Linked DNA regions of Homo sapiens: region 2 is linked to region 1. Evidence: chromatin loops called from intact Hi-C (ENCODE). Cell type or tissue: CD14-positive monocyte. All regions are shown on one strand.

Region 1 (8,000 bases):
TAGGGAGTGAGAAAAGTGCCCAGCAGCACAGCAGCCCTCTCAGATGCCTGTGACTGCTCATCAACCCCCACCCTCCTCCTGGTAAGGTGGAAACAGCTTTTCCCTTCCTCTTCCACATCATACTCTTGCTATGTTTATTCTTGTTTTTCTCTTCCAGACTCTTTCTGTTGGTACAGTAAGGCAAAAAAAAAAAAAAAAGAAAGAAAGAAAATGAAAAAAAGCAAGAAAGAAAAAGAAAATGTACGAACAGACCAGATTCCAGAGACCAACATCCTTGGTAAAGAGTGTGGGGAAGTCTGTAGTCAATTTGCCTTACGAGAACTACATTTTAAGTGACTAACCTAAATATTAATGCCCTAATGTCAGCAAAACAACTATAAACACACATGCTTCCAATATAGATATCTATATTTGTATCAGCTCAAATTTTACTAAGATTCTTAAAATAATTTAGTGTATTCCCAAAATTATTACTGAAATCTAACAAAGTGAATGACATGATTACTATTTAAATGTTACACATGTGGTATAGGTAGCATTTGTATTTTAAACATTCACTGTGATAGCAGAGGACTATCTCTATGTGACACACAGGCACACACATAGATACCACACACCCTGTCTGTTAAAGTTCCTTAGGTAACCAATACGAGAGTAGCTCATTGCTCATTTGACAAGATTTATTTTATGGTACTTTGTTTTTAAATAATTATAGCTTTGCTTTTATGACAGGTAACTGGCCATATCTTTATTTATTTTATATTCAATCTTTATTCAGAAACCATGTCCTATTTTTTGACACTGTAACTATAGAAATTCGTGGTCAGATTTATGATACAAGAAAAACTCATTGCTATGAATCCTGAATGATGAATAGAAGATGACCAGAAAAGAATGGGCGAGGGTTTTGTAGGCAGAGAAGACAACATGAAAAAAAAGATACGGAGGCACAAAAAAACCCACGTATATTTAGGGAAGGGTAGATGATATTATGGTGAAATCACTGCATGTGTGGAAGCGTGAAATAGGGGAGCTTTGGCGCAACTGTTAATTTTATGCGTCGCTTTGACTGTATCATGTTAGATGGAAGAACGGCTTTGTTATTTCCTTTATCTGGACATTAAGTGCAAGAAAATGTGTACGGATGCTGAGTAAACAAGCGCTAAACTGTGATAGCTAATTTTATGTAACAGCTTGGCTGGGCTATGAAATCCAGCTGTTTGAGCAAACATTAGTCTAGCTGTTGCTGTGGGTGTGAATTTTATCTGTGATTAACTTTTATGGTCAGTTGACTTTAAGTAAAGCAGATTATAGCAGACTATCATGTAGCAGGCTTCGTCCAATCCATTGAAGAACAAAGGGCAAAGGAGTTTCCAGAGAAGAAGGAGTTCTGCCTCGAGACTGTGACATAGAAACCCACCTGAGTTTCCAGCCTTCTGGCCTGCCCTGTGAATTTGAGATTCCAAACTACAACATCAATTCTTACCTGAACTTCCAGGCTGTGCCTGCCCCACAAATTTCATATTTTCCAGTCCCCACAATCATGTGAGCCAATTCCATAAAACACAGGTCCCTGCAGACATACCATCCATCTATACAGTATATCTGTATAGATATATAGATAGATAGAGATACACAGATATAGGTAGGGTTCTGTTTCTCCGGAGAACCCGGACTGATACAAGAGGTTACAGGTGATAATTAATCATCCTCCCCTCCACACTCTGAGAATTGAGAAAGAAGAAGCCAGATAGAAAGAGATGAAGATTAGCCTAAACACTGATGAAGTTCATAGAAGGGCATAGCTTAGAGCTGCAGCCACAACAGGACTCCCTAATTCCGTCTGTGCTTCCCCAGATTAATTTTACAAACCTAGACACGAGCTGAGATGGCAACTGCAGCTCTTGTCTACGAAAGGAGAGCACTTAGAAGAGGAAGAAAGAGACTCCTGAGGACAGGGCTGTCCTAAAAAGAGAATGCTCAGGGGGCTCAGCCATCCTTAACCCATGCTGTTTCCCAGCCTCAAGAGGCAGGAGTCACTATTCTTTCTGGGGGTTGAGTCTAGTGGGGAGAAGGAAAAGAGAAGGGGCTCCTCCCACTCTTTACCTTCCTGAGGCACAGAAGGAGTAGGTATCCCATTAAACAGGCTGGTCTGCTTTGGGTTCAGTCACAGACGGGGCAATCATTTCCCCACAGCAAGTTTCCTTCTTGTGACATGTAAAATACTTGCTTGTAAAGTTCTGCTGTAGTTCAGTACTGTGCTATCTTACTTTTGAGATGAATTAATTTTTTTTAATGTTCTCAAAAGTAATTAAGAAACTTTAAGACACAGCTTCTACTTTTTCCCCGTTTAGCGTAGCTGTTTCTCTCTGCTAGTCAGAGTTTGGATCTGCCTCTGGGAGCCCAAGTGCAATTGGAGGGTAAATACACAAAGTGTGTCGCTCAAGTCAAGAGCAGCCAGAGACCTCTCAACCTAACAGCCTGAGTTTTCTTTTACATATTTCAGAGTCCTCAGTAAAAATCCAGAGAAGGCTCCCTCAGTTACTTCCTAGAGTTACTATAGAAAACAAGAAATTATGTCCTTTGAGTTTACACATGTAGCAACTTTAACAACCTCCATGTTCGATTTTGCTTCAACACTGAAAGCAATGAAAGGAGGTGCCTACCCTGTCTCCCTCCCCCATTTGGTTGATGCTAAGTGGGAATTCCTAGGCTAGATCTCTATAAAAATGGCCGAAATTCAGTAACACAATTTGTGGAGCTGGCAATTAGGCAGGGTCTTTACATTGTGCACATGACAAAGCCCTTTTCATATCGCCATCTTCAATTAAATTATATAAAATTATTCAAAGCTACTAAGATCTCTGTTTTCCTGAGTAATGGCAGGTAATGCCTTGAGAGAGCTTAAAATCAGTTGATATGGAGTAGAGAGGAAAAACTGTTCATTTGCTATTGGTTCCGGGGAGCAGTATTGTGCCCTTGAAGAACAGCAGGGAAGAGTCACACCATAAGCATGTGACGTTTTTCTTCTTTTCAGAGGTTCAAATTGGGGCATACACTCGCTGTTATTTTCAGAAAGGCAGAAGCTCTCTACACAAATGCATCATCCTTTTAGTCAGAAAACATTTAATGCCCTCATACTCTCAGCAATTCTAAGTAAAATAGGAAATAAAGAATAAATAATAGCCAGTCATTTTTTAGGTTTTCTTTAGAATATAAATTTATTGAATAATGCCTTAGTGCTTGCTAGAATTTACTTCTTAAAATAAGTATATACATGATATATAAATATATTTGTATACTATGTATATGTGTGTAAATATATTCCCCTTATTAAGTAAAAAAGTCTTTGTAAGAAGCTGTGTCTTAAGGTTTCTTAATTACTTTGGGGAATATTTAAAAATATGTATCTCAAAAGTAACAAATATATATATATGTGTATATATATATATATGTATATATATATATGTATATATATATATATGTGTGTATATATATATATATATGTGTATATATATATATACATATATATATATATGTGTATATATATATATACACATATATATATTTTCTTCCCATAAAAAGAGAAGATGCTATTTAAAAATCAGCATAGGCCTAAACATTTTTAATGTCAGTTCAGACAGGATGACTTTTTCTGCTGCTGCCACCTGGTGGCAGCTTGCCTAAAACTCAAGGAGCGTAACAAACATTCTCAGTAACTCCCTCTGGCCCAGGGAAAACCTGACAATTATACAGCAAGTTCTAAACCACAGAAAACCTAGATTTGAGATCCAAGTACATCTGTACAGGGAAGTTGCACTGCATATGAAGAGAGAGAAAAAATGATATAACAGTGAAAAGTTAGCACCAGCACTTGAATGTTGACAGGAAGAGAAATACACAAAACATTTTAAAAGTTTTTACAATAGAAAGAGGCCAGGCATGGTGGCTCACACCTGGAATTCCAATACTTTGGGAGGCCGAGGCAGGAAGATTGCTTGAGCCGGGAGTTCAAGACCAGGATGGACAACATAGCAAGACAGACCCCATCTCTACAAAATATAAAAATAAAATTAAAAAAGAAAAAGAATTGGGGGAAAATGTTTTAAGTTAATAAAGGCATACTCATGGTTTTGTTCAAGAAAGGAATTAGTAAAAAAAGAACATTCAAGGTACAAGAAAGAAATGAAAATCTGAGGATTTGACCTAAAATTCATATGGAACCAAAAAAGAGCCTGCATAGCCAAAGCAAGACAGCAAAGAGAACAAATCTGAGCATCACATTACCTGACTTCAAACTATACTATAAGGCCATAGTCACCAAAACAGCATGATACTGGTATTAAAAATAGGCACATAGACCAATGGAACAGAATAGAGAACCCAGAACCCAACACTTAGAGCCAGCTGATCTTCAACAAAGCAAACGGAAACATAAAGTGGGGAAAGGATGCCCTATTGAACAAATGGTGCTGGGATAATTGGCAAGCCACATGTAGAAGAATGAAACTGGATCCTCATCTCTCACCTTATACAAAAATCAACTCAAGATGGATCAAGGACTTAAATCTAAGACCTGAAACTATGAAAATTCTAGAAGATAACATTGGAAAACCCCTCCTAGACATTGACTTAAGCGAAGACTTCATGACCAAGAACCCAAAAGCAAATGCAACAAAAACAAAGATAAATAAATGGGACTTAATTAAACTAAAGAGCTTCTGCACAGCAAAAGGAACAGTCAGCAAGGTAAACAGACAACTCAGAGTGGGAGAAAATCTTCAAAATCTATACATTCAACAAAGACTAATATCCAGAATCTACAAGGAACTCAAATTAGCGACAAAAAAAACAAACAATCCCATCAAAAAGTGGGCTAAGGACATGAATAGACAATTCTCAAAAGAAAATACACAAATGGCTCACAAACATACGAAAAAAATGCTCAACATCACTAATGATCGGGGAAATGCAAATCAAAACCACAATGTGATACCAACTTACTCCTGCAAGAATGGTCATAATCAATAAATCAAAAAAAAAGATGTTGGTATGGATGCAGTGAAAAGGGAACACTTCTGTACTGCTGGTGGGAATGTAAACTAGTAAACCATTATGGAAAACAATGCAGAGAATCCTTAAATAACTAAAAGTAGAACTACCATCCGATCCAGCAATCCCACTACTGGGTATCTACAGAGGAAAATAAGTCATTATATGAAAAAGATACTTGCACGCACATGGTTATAGCAGCACAATTTGCAATTGCAAAAGTATGGAACCATCCCAAATGCCCATCAATCAACGAGTAGATAAAGAAATTGTGAGATATATATATAATCTCACATATATATGTGTGTGTGTGTGTGTGTGTGTGTGTGTGTATACACACACACACCATAGAATATGACTCAGCCATAAAACAGAATGGAATAATAACATTTGCAACAGCCTGGATGCAATTGGAGACCATTATTCTAAGTGAAATAACTCAGAAATGGAAAACCAAACATTGTATGTTCTCACTAATAAGTGGGAGCTAAGCCATGAGGATGCAAAGACATAAGAGTGATACAATGGACCTTGGGGACTCGAGGGAAGGGGTGGGAGGGGGCGAGGGATAAGAGACTACAAATTGGGTTCAGTGTACACTGCCTGGGTGATGAGTGCACCAAAATCTCACCAATCACCACTAAAGAACTTACTCATGTAACCAAATACCACCTGTTCCCAAAAAAACTATGGAAATAAAAAAATTTTTAAAAAAAGAAAGAAAACTTGAGGATTTGAAATACTTAGGATGGGAGGGGGCGGCACTAAGAGCACATGAAAGAGCGTTTGATCAAATTCAATACCTTCAATAGTTCAATCATTATTTTTAAATATTCAGTGAAATAGGAATCAATGACATATTCTAAAGGTAAATGTGAAAACATCCTTATAGTAAAAATATTAGATACATTCCCATTAAAGCCTGAACTAGACCAATATGTCTACTATCTCTTCTATTAATTAATATTGTAAAGTAGGGAACCAATGCAATTAGACAAGAGAAAGAAATTAAAGGCAAAAGAATCATAAAGGAAGAGGTACAACTATCTGTATAGGCAGATACTATTATTAATTTTTTGGAAATTCCAAAATAATCCATGAAACATACTAAAAACAATACCAGTTACGTTGCAGGAGTAAAATTAGAAATCAATATACTTCGTATACAAACAATAACCTGGTAGAACATGTCACAATAGATCTCATTACAATAGAAAATAAAATTTCTAATCAAAAATCTAGTTTAAAAATGTACAAAACCTACATGACTAAAAGTACGCACATACCTAAAGGACACAAAAGCATATCTAACAAACAGAAAGGCATACGGTGGTCTCCCATTGTCAGACTCAACACCAGAATGTATCAGTTAGTTCTAAGATTGTAAATGTAACATGATCTTGATAAATATAGTAGGAGGGTTTTTTTTGTTTTTTTTTTTTTTTTTTTTTTGTCTGGAGGAAGACAAACTGATAATGAAGTTCGTCTGAAAGAATAAATAGGCAAGAATACCATGGAAAATCCTGGGGGCATGAGGGATCACAACTTGTAGAAGCTAACCCTAACATACGTGAAAACAACATAATTAAAGCTTCTGTAATTAAAGCAAAATATTAGCACGTGAATGGGGTGGTAGTCCACTGGAACAGAATATAAAACAAATCAAAATGTAGTTTAATATTTGATGAAGGTAGCAACTAGAATCAACAGGGGAAAGGATAGGTTATCGTTTTTTAACGGTGAGGGTATAACTGGATAGCCTTATGAAAAATAATAAAATTAGATCTATTTCTCACACCACAAACAGTATAAATTTCAAATACATCCAAATGTAAAAATTAAATTCATACAAGTTCTGGAAAGGAAAATGAAACATAGACGAAGTTATTTATAACCTGAAAGTAGATTATACTTGGCAGACAATTATTCAAAACCCAGAGCCTATAAATAAAATTTTAATAAATGTGACTATATTCTAGAAAGCGCTTTTTGCCTGGAAAAAAATTGTAAGAAAAGTCAGAAGATAAAAAATGAGAAAAATCTATATGGAATTTATATCTCAGACAAAAAGCTAATATATTTAATAATGACCTTCTAGTATTTGAAAATAAAAAGACCTACAACCCAAGACAAAAATGAGCAAAAGACATAAATAGAGACTTCAGAGAAAATAGATATATTAATGGCTCTTGAACATATAAAAAGATATTCAACTTTTCTCATACAAGAAATGCACATTAAAACTATAGGAAAGATGCTTCAAGAAAAAGGAGGGTTGAGACTTTCTCTTCTAATCATGATGGAGTAACAGGGTCCTGACTTGCCCCCTACCCTAAATCATTAGAAAACCAGAAAAAAATGTGCAAAACAACTGTCTTCAGACATTGACAAAAGGTAGCAGAAGATTGTTATTCCAGAGGGAGAAAAGGGAAAACGAATGAGAATTTCCTGCTTAGAGGCAATTTCAGGAAGGCAGGGATCAGGAAGAAAAAGGGCTTGGTAGTCTCACTGAAGTGAAGAGACAGACGTGTTCAGGAAGGTCAGAGCAGCAGGAAGCTGTGGAGCAGAAAGTGAGAAGAGGGAGCTCTGCAAAAAAGAACCCCACAAATCTGCACAGAGGTCTACCGGAGACTTTGGCTTGATACCTAAGTTAAGCTTAAAAATGAACTTCAAAAAGATCAAATTGACCCTCAAGATGCTTAAAAGCCTTCCAAAAGAATTCCCAACACACCTTAAAGGAATATAACAAAATTTAGCACTCAACAACATAAAATCTATTATGTCCGTGCCTGATTGAAAATTACTAGATGTGGAAGAAACATAAAAATGTGACCTGTAGCCAGAAGAAATTTCTTAGCAGAAACATCCCAGAAATGACAGAGATGATGGAACTGGCAAATTGAGCTTTAAAATTAGCTATTATACGTTCAATATAGTCAATATTTTTT
Region 2 (8,000 bases), 160 kb before region 1:
TTCTTCTTTTTCTCTGAATTAGGAGAGACAGCAGCTGATATATATTACTAATGTTGAAAGAACAAGCTCTTGAATGTATTTATTATCTCTACTGTTTTTTTTCTAATTCAATATTTTCTGATTTTAACTTTATTAATTCCTACTCTGTTTTCTTTTAATTTTACTACATCTTTTTCTGACCCATAAGTTAATTGTTTATTTATCTTTATTGCTTGTTTAATATAATATTTAAAATTATTTTTCTGTTTTAGCTGTATACTATCTCATAAATTATAAAAGGTTACATTTTCATAGCTTTTTTCTAGGCATTCTGCAATTTTATATTTTTTCTTTGATCTGCAAGTAGCTTAAAAGAAAATGTTAAATATCAAAGTAATAAAGTATTTTTGCTTTCTAATTACATAATTATGCTTTAGTTTTATTGCATGATGATCAAAGAACATTGATGGGACTATTTTTAATATATCAAATTTATTGAAGTTTGCTTTTGTGACCTAATATTCACTCTTCATGTGACTGTTTTTTGACCCTTTGATTAAAAGGTATGTTTTTAATATCTAGGACACAGAACTACACATACACACACACACACACACACACACATACACATAAAAAATTGGATGTTTATATAGAAAAAACTAATTTATGTAAGTAATTAGATTTATCTCTCTATTATCTTCTTGACATTTTCTACATCTTTTATCTTTTTCTATAAACCTGCTTTATCAGAGACTAAAAGCTGTAATTTAAAGTTCCCTTCCAATAATGTTAATTTCTCTTATAACTCCTGATGTTCTACTATGTGGTGCAGAGAGACTCATAACCATTACATATTTATTGTAAATTGTATCCTATACCATTATAACGCTTTTGCATTTAACATTTTTTGACTGAATTTCCATTCTGACTGAAAGTCAGCCTGTTTGTTTGCTTGTTTGTTTATATTTACCTGTTATATCTTTAGTCACCATTTTATTTTCAATCTTTCTGAATCACCTGGTTATAGATGGGTTTCTTGTATGCCACATAGAGTTGTATTCTGCTCTTTGATCCAGTCTGACTCGTGTTCTTTTAACAAAGAAGTTAGAACATTTACCTTTTTTAATTTGACAGACAAAATTGTGTGTATTTATCATGTACAGCATGATGTTTTGAAGTACATTTACAATGTAGAATGGCTAAATCTAGCTAGTTAACAAATACATTGCCTCACATGGGTGTCATTTAATACACAGTACCCCCTTATTCTTAGGGGATATATTCTAAGTCTCCAGTAGATACCTGAAATCACAGATAGTACCAAACCCTATTTGCCATCAACTGGAACACCATTTTCTGTTCATGTCTTCCACATGCTATTCTGTGAAATTGTGAGTCATCTAGCCTAAATTTTCCTGTCAAATTTCCCTATTAGCTGACAATGAGCCCTCCTTCCATGGCCCTTGTATTTTACTCATGGTTCTCCAGAGAGAAAGAATCAACTGGATTAGATAGCTCAGAGATATAAATATAGATTAGATATAGATATAGATAGATAGATGAGAGGGGATTTATTAGGGAAAATGGCTCAAATGATTATGGAGGCTGAGAATTTCTATGACAAGCTGTCTGCAAGCTGGAGATTCTGAGATGTCAGCAGTGTGGATCAGTCCAAGTGTGAAAACCTCAGAACCAGGAAAGCCAATGGGTTAACTCTCAGTCCAAGCCCAAAGACCTGAGAATCCAGGGACCACTGGAGTTTGTCCTGGAGTCCCAAAGCCAAAGAGTTTGCAGTTCTGATATCCAAGGACTGGAGAACAGTTTCCCAGCTCCAAGAGAGAGAGGAAATCCTTTTCTCTGCGTTTTCTGTTCTGTCTGGGCCCCCAGCCGACTGAATGATGCCCACTCACATTGAGGGCAGGTTTTCCCCACTGGGTCCACTGACTCACATGCCAGCCTCCTCTGGAAACACCCTCACACTCACACACCCAGCAGTTCCCTAGGTGTTCCTTAATTCAGTCAAGTTGACACCTAAAATTAACGAGTAGAGCCCTATTTGAGTTGCACTTTGTGTCCTCTCAGACACTCTATTTTTCATATGGTTTCCAATAACCCACTACCAGAGCAAGAGGGGTCATTTCAAATCATAAGAAAATGAGAGCTTCAATTACCAGAAGTCCTTGTGCTAAAAGTGCAGAGACAGCTCTAATGTGGGAAATTTGGCAATATTAATCACTCACTCCCCCTTTCCTGTGGGTCTAATTAGTGAGAATGACTGGAGCCAAAAGAGGATGAAAATACCATTGCATCTTTATTCATAGCCATGCTGAAGAGGCAAAGATGTCAGGACTCGCACCTCCCTCTCAGAACCCGGACTCTAACTTAACCCAGTAGGAGACAGCAGTAGAGGTTAGGATTGAAATAGCACAGATTCTGGCTTGTCCTCACCATGAGCTTGCCTTACGTTAGTACCAATAGTTTGGTGATGAAGACACTGGGCACATTTCCATCAATGACCAACTTGTCAGTCTTTTTCAATCTTACCTGTCCAATTAATCTAACCTTCTCTCACAGAGTGGACAAAGTAAGAAAGCAAAAATATGGATAGAGTGTATTCACTTCTAAATTGTTCCCTCCTGGCAAGTGGTATTCTATCCTTTGGTGGATACTGCTAGTTGTCTGCACAATAGCCATGTTAGCACCTTCTTCCTTAGCAACAAAATTCTGTTGTTTAAGGATGATAATGCTATCAAGTGAAATGCTAAGTTTCTCAGCCTCCTTTGCAGGTAGGGATAGTTAATAACTTGTCAGTAGCAGTCATACGTTAAATAGGTAAAGTACCCATTTGCTTATGCTTACCCCTGTGTCTTCCTGCTGCTTGAAATATGGACAAAATCTTAAGAGCTCTAGTGGCCATCTGGAAATCATGATGCATTATTGAGAATGAAATCTCTAGCTAGAAAGAAGAGAAAAAAGATGGAGAGAGAGACTGAGTGCTTGATGACTCAGCACTGTCAAATCAGTCCTGGACTGCCCACCTCTGGATGCCGTTTATGTTGGAGGACAATAAACACTTATATGTTTCAGCCACTGCAGTCAGACTTTGGTTACCAGCAGCTGAAGTGGTTTGTAAATGATACATTTCTGCTGTGGAAGTGTGAGGGGAGAAAGGGCACTACGCATCTAAGCTAAGAGTTAACGCTGAGTCTGCCACGGACATCCTCTCATCTGCCTCTTGAGCACAGGGAAACCACGTCCTTTTCCTTCCAAAGATCCACTGGAAGTTCTCCTTGTACTCTCGCTCTTCCTACTTGGAGGGTCACTTACCTATATTCTCCCACATGGTTAGAAATGTGAGAGACAACAGTTTACTCCTCCTGATACTCCAAAACTATGTCATCACTTAATCGTTAAACAATTCTATTTGAACATCAATGTTAATAAGACTTGCGTGTTTCCAGTTTACAACTGATTACAGATTCTGATTGTAGCTCAGGGTCAGAGTTATAGATTTGAAAGTCACCATCAAATGCGTGGTTGTTGAAGTCACCTGAGTCAGAGAAATGCCTCAGGAAGAGCCCAGAAGAGAAGGAGACCAAGAACTGAACCTAGAGGAATCTCAACCTTAAGGATGCTTCCTAAAGAGAAAAAAGTAGCCTTGCTAGAAATTAAAACGTCATGACGTGAGGAGATGATGGAGTCGTGGTCTTGTGACAGAAGGACTCATTTAGGACAGATCTGACACTCAGTTTCAACTTACTTCTCTGTTACTGTAATGCCACAGCCCTCAACCCTCCTTCTATTTGTTTAACACTGTGAGAACAAACAATTCCTTAACGTCAACCCAAAACAATATGCAAGATGACCCATCCTTGGTTTGAGACAGAAGTGCAGGCCTTCTGAATTTATTTAATGTTGCATTTTCTGTGGAAGCAGTAGATGCTCTTATTTGGCTTTACAAGAGCCAAGAAAAGTCTCTCTGAGTTTTTGTCATGTAAGATCCTCAGTCAAAAAGGAACTTCTTTCCAAAAGAGCCAAGCCAGTGTCTCATTAAGTCAAACATACTTTCACGGCTACTCACCCCAGTGCCAATATGGAGTGAATGCAGGGAAAGTTATTCTTGGACTTTGATGCATTGATTACATAATTGTTCCTTTCCATTCATATCCTATGCCCTGACTTAGTTCTTGTTCCCGCTCATTTATACCAATGGTAATTGTTTTTTTTTCTTTATCCGTATCAAAGTAGATTTACTTTTGTCCTTCCTTATTCTTGATTCTTTTCTAATATCCCAAGACCCCCATGGACCTAGACACAGACAGTCCACTGGAGGGTGGGATTCAGCAAGGCCCAGAGGACTGACCAGCAGTGGTTGAGTAAGGTATTAAATCAATTCCAATGAATGAATTAATATATTTAAGGTACCTCAAATGGTGCACAAACACATGGTGCAAGTTCAGTAACTGTTAAGTGTCATTATTATCATAATCAAAGCATAATCCAAGTATCAGAGTTTTTCTCCTCCAAAGATCTTCCTCTAGCAGATTTGGAGAAGATAGATAGAGTTTGTCTCACGTCTCCTGTTGGTCAGACCTGTGCTGCAGTTGCTTCTCTGCCCTGCTCTCAGCTCTCCCTCAGAATGTCTCCTGGCCACGAGCTGGAGCACTGAACTCTTCAATGTAGAACAGCAGAACCTTTAGCAGAGTAATACAGAGTGGTCTTTGGCACTCAAAATCCAGATCCCTTCCAGACTCCCTGAGAGTGGGACGTGTAATATGACTCCTCTTTCTTTCCGATTCTATATTGATTAACTGTAATACACATACAGACACACACACACACACACACACACACATATAAACATGCACACACGTTGTCAGAACTGTAAAATCTAAATCCACTTTAAAGAATAAGCAATCTTCCTAAAATCCAGTAGTGTGCTTAGTATCTCCAGAGCAAGGCAGAGGCCACATTTTACAGATCATGCAAATCCGTGGAGTTCTTCCTTGTTTCTTCTTCCAGCCTGAGTCTCCGGAGCCTAAGAAATTGGCCCAATTACACAGGATCACTTACCCCTGATTACCATTCCAAGGCCCAGAAGCTTTAGAACTTTGAAATAAAAGATTTGGATTTGATTTATCCTTACAGAGCAGATCATAGAAAATTCTTGTGTGAGGGCTTCTTTTATGTACATACATGTATATGAAAAGGAGGGTTTATGATCTTCCTGACCAAGCAACCTCCTGAAGAGCTGGATATATAATCATATTAGCACTGGCACCAAGGTATCTACCATTGATCTTTAATAAGTCTGCTTATGTAACTAAAGAGAAAACACTCCTCAACCTTTATACCACCACCTGCCCCTTGTTCCAGCCAGAAACGTTCTTGCTCAGAAAAACCCATTTAGCCTACCAAGAAAAGAATGGAAGGCATGGAGCCTCATCTTACTCATCTCTTGGGCCTAATACAGAGTTCAGTAAACAAAAGGCATTTCATAGACACTAACTTGCAGGCAGTGAGCCAATTTAATTGTTGCAAAATAATATAGTCCTCAAGGAGAGTATAGGAAAGAGATTTCCAATTTTTAAAAGTGGAGAGGAGACCCTCTTTGAGGAAAAATATTAAAATTCCTCCGCCTATAAATAGAAAGACACTTGAGTATCATGCTTACCGAGAATCGGTTGCCAGTGATATGAAGAGACCCATTAGAAGAGCACTCTCTTCAGGGTTTTGCCCAGGGCAAGTTTATCATCCTTATTCCTCAAACTGTAGATCGAAGGGTTAAGCATGGGAACCACATTGGTGTAAAAGACTGAGGCAAATCTGCCATGGTTCATAGAGCCAGGAAAAGATGTTGTTAAGTAGGTGAATGTCCCTGACCCAAAAAACAGAGCAACAGCAATTATGTGGGAGCCCCATGTGCTAAAGGCTTTGGATCTGCCCTCTGCAGAAGGAATACAGAGGATGTTGGAGAGTATCAAAGCGTAAGAGATGACGATGCTTATGCTGGATAGCATGGTGATTACTCCAACAACAATGAAAAATACCAGCTCACTGACATGGGTGCTGGTGCAGGAGAGCTGCAAGAGGGGGAGAACGTCACACAGATAATGGTCAATGACGTTGGAATCACAGAAGGTCAGTCGCAGCATGCTTCCAGTGTGGGCCATGGCCCCAGCAAACCCTACCACATAGGAACCAAACATCAGCAGAAAGCAGACCCTTGGGGACATGGTGACCATGTAGAGCAGGGGGTTGCAGATGGCCACATAGCGATCATAGGCCATTGATACCAACACATAGCACTCAGAATTGACAAAGAAACAGAAGAAAAATAGCTGAGTCATACATCCCACATAAGAGATGATACTTTCTGAAACAAAGTCATTCAGCATTTTGGGGGTAAACACACAGGAATAACAGAGATCTATAAAGGACAAGTTGAAGAGGAAAAAGTACATGGGGGTGTGAAGGCTAGGATTTATCCCAATTAAGGTGATCAAGCCCAAGTTGCCCACCACAGTGAACACATAGATCCCTAAGAATAGAAGGAAAAGAGGGAGCTGGAGCTCTGGCTGTTCTGATAATCCCACAAGGATAAACTCAGTCACTGAGGAGCTGTTTCTCAGAGTCATTCTCTCTTGGCGAGCTGTCTGGGGAAGCAGAGGGCAAAACACAAAGAGTCATGACAGGCACAAGCATGGCTAAGGGAAGAAGACTCTAGTGGACCAGCCAGTGTGCAGATGCCCTCTCTTCCATCCTCCCTCATCTACACACCTCCCCACCCTGAGGTATTAACAACGTGTCTGTGAGAGGATCTCAGCTCTGCTGGGCCGATCATGAATTCAAGCTAGCATCTGTTACCATGGGCAGCAAGAATTCCGTCTCTGCTTGAGAGATGACGAGGGAGACAACACACCTGAATTGGCTGCCCAGGGACTCTCAGAAAGACACCCTGAGAACCAAGAGTACAACCTGGGCCGCTGCCTCAAGAGCTGAGAGACCAGAGCTCTCAAGGTCACCAGGATGCCCTCCCATTCTCTGCCTCCGTCTCCCAACTAGATAGTGGATTTCCATCTGGAGAGAAAGCCAAGAGTGTTACCTGCTGGCTCTTTACATCCCACCCGCCTCCTCGAAGACCCTCCATTCCATCTCACCTCAGGGTCAGTGTTGAGAGCAGAGACGGGATCCATACTTCCCAGAGCCCTTGGTTGTGGGTTTCAAAGAGACCATCAGGAAAGACAGGATTCGGACCTTCACCTTCCTTCTCCCGGGCCCCACTCAGTGCTGGGCCTTACGCCATCTCTTTTTCCATTAGCCAGAAAGAGAAAATGGTGCTGCTTGTGCAGAAAGCACACAGCCTTGCGTATTACCTCTTTTGACTCCCTTGGTGCTGAGAATCAGAGCTTTTACAGACCCCAGGCTCCAAGGTGCTCAAGGAATAGACCATGGTTTCTGTTTGTGGATTTTCCCAGGTGGTCTTGACAACTTCAGGAAAAAAAACTAGGAACTCTCATTTTGACCAGAACCCCAGCTGTCATATCACAGAGGAATTTAAGCTGCTTGACGATCTCAGGGACCTGATTAGACACAGTTTCCCCTGGGAATTTCTCCAAGATCTGTCTCTATAGGGAAGGAATTGCACTGTCTTTGTTTACAGCCTGGATAACGGTGCTTACCTAGCATCTTGGGAGTGGGGGTTCCACTCAAACTTTCCCTCTACTCCAGGGATTTCATGTTATTCAGTGCTGAGTTTGGGGACTCATTTTTTCCTTTCTCATTAACTCTCAGAGCCTAAGCTTGAATTTAAGAGTGAATAGCCCCAACCTAAGCCACCATCTCCAAATCTTCACAGGGAGCTATGAGAGTAGGACCCCTCAGAAAAGGTCAGATCAGATCTACAGAGAGCACCTCAGATAAAAGGCTTCTTGGACCATGCGCTGCTCAGAACAGAAACCACACCACCTCCACCACAAACACCACCTACTCGCAGCTCTAATAAGGGCCGCAGACAGGCC

What was found. A loop is a pair of places that touch in the nucleus more often than their neighbours do. Peaks named below come from ENCODE experiments on the same cell type or tissue, not always from the same donor. Only the 100,000 strongest peaks of a DNase experiment are listed, where the experiment ranks them.
Region 2: it touches region 1 in a loop (5-fold over the local background); 86 of 110 quality-filtered maps call a loop at or near these places.

What each region holds. Positions count from the first base shown.
Region 1 is chr11:124,582,752-124,590,751 of GRCh38, forward strand. No RefSeq gene overlaps it. Among named protein-coding and RNA genes, the nearest start is that of OR8A1, 17 kb to the left of the region's middle. In CD14-positive monocyte, CTCF peaks have their summits at 3,678 (motif pointing left) and 3,877; a DNase peak (open chromatin) is centred at 3,680.
Region 2 is chr11:124,418,255-124,426,254 of GRCh38, forward strand. It overlaps OR8B4 (olfactory receptor family 8 subfamily B member 4), which reads right to left and starts at 6,617. Exons shown (of 1, transcript NM_001005196.1): 1 at 5,688-6,617. The coding sequence starts at 6,617. The coding sequence ends at 5,688. In CD14-positive monocyte, no CTCF peak of the experiment used is centred here; no DNase peak of the experiment used is centred here.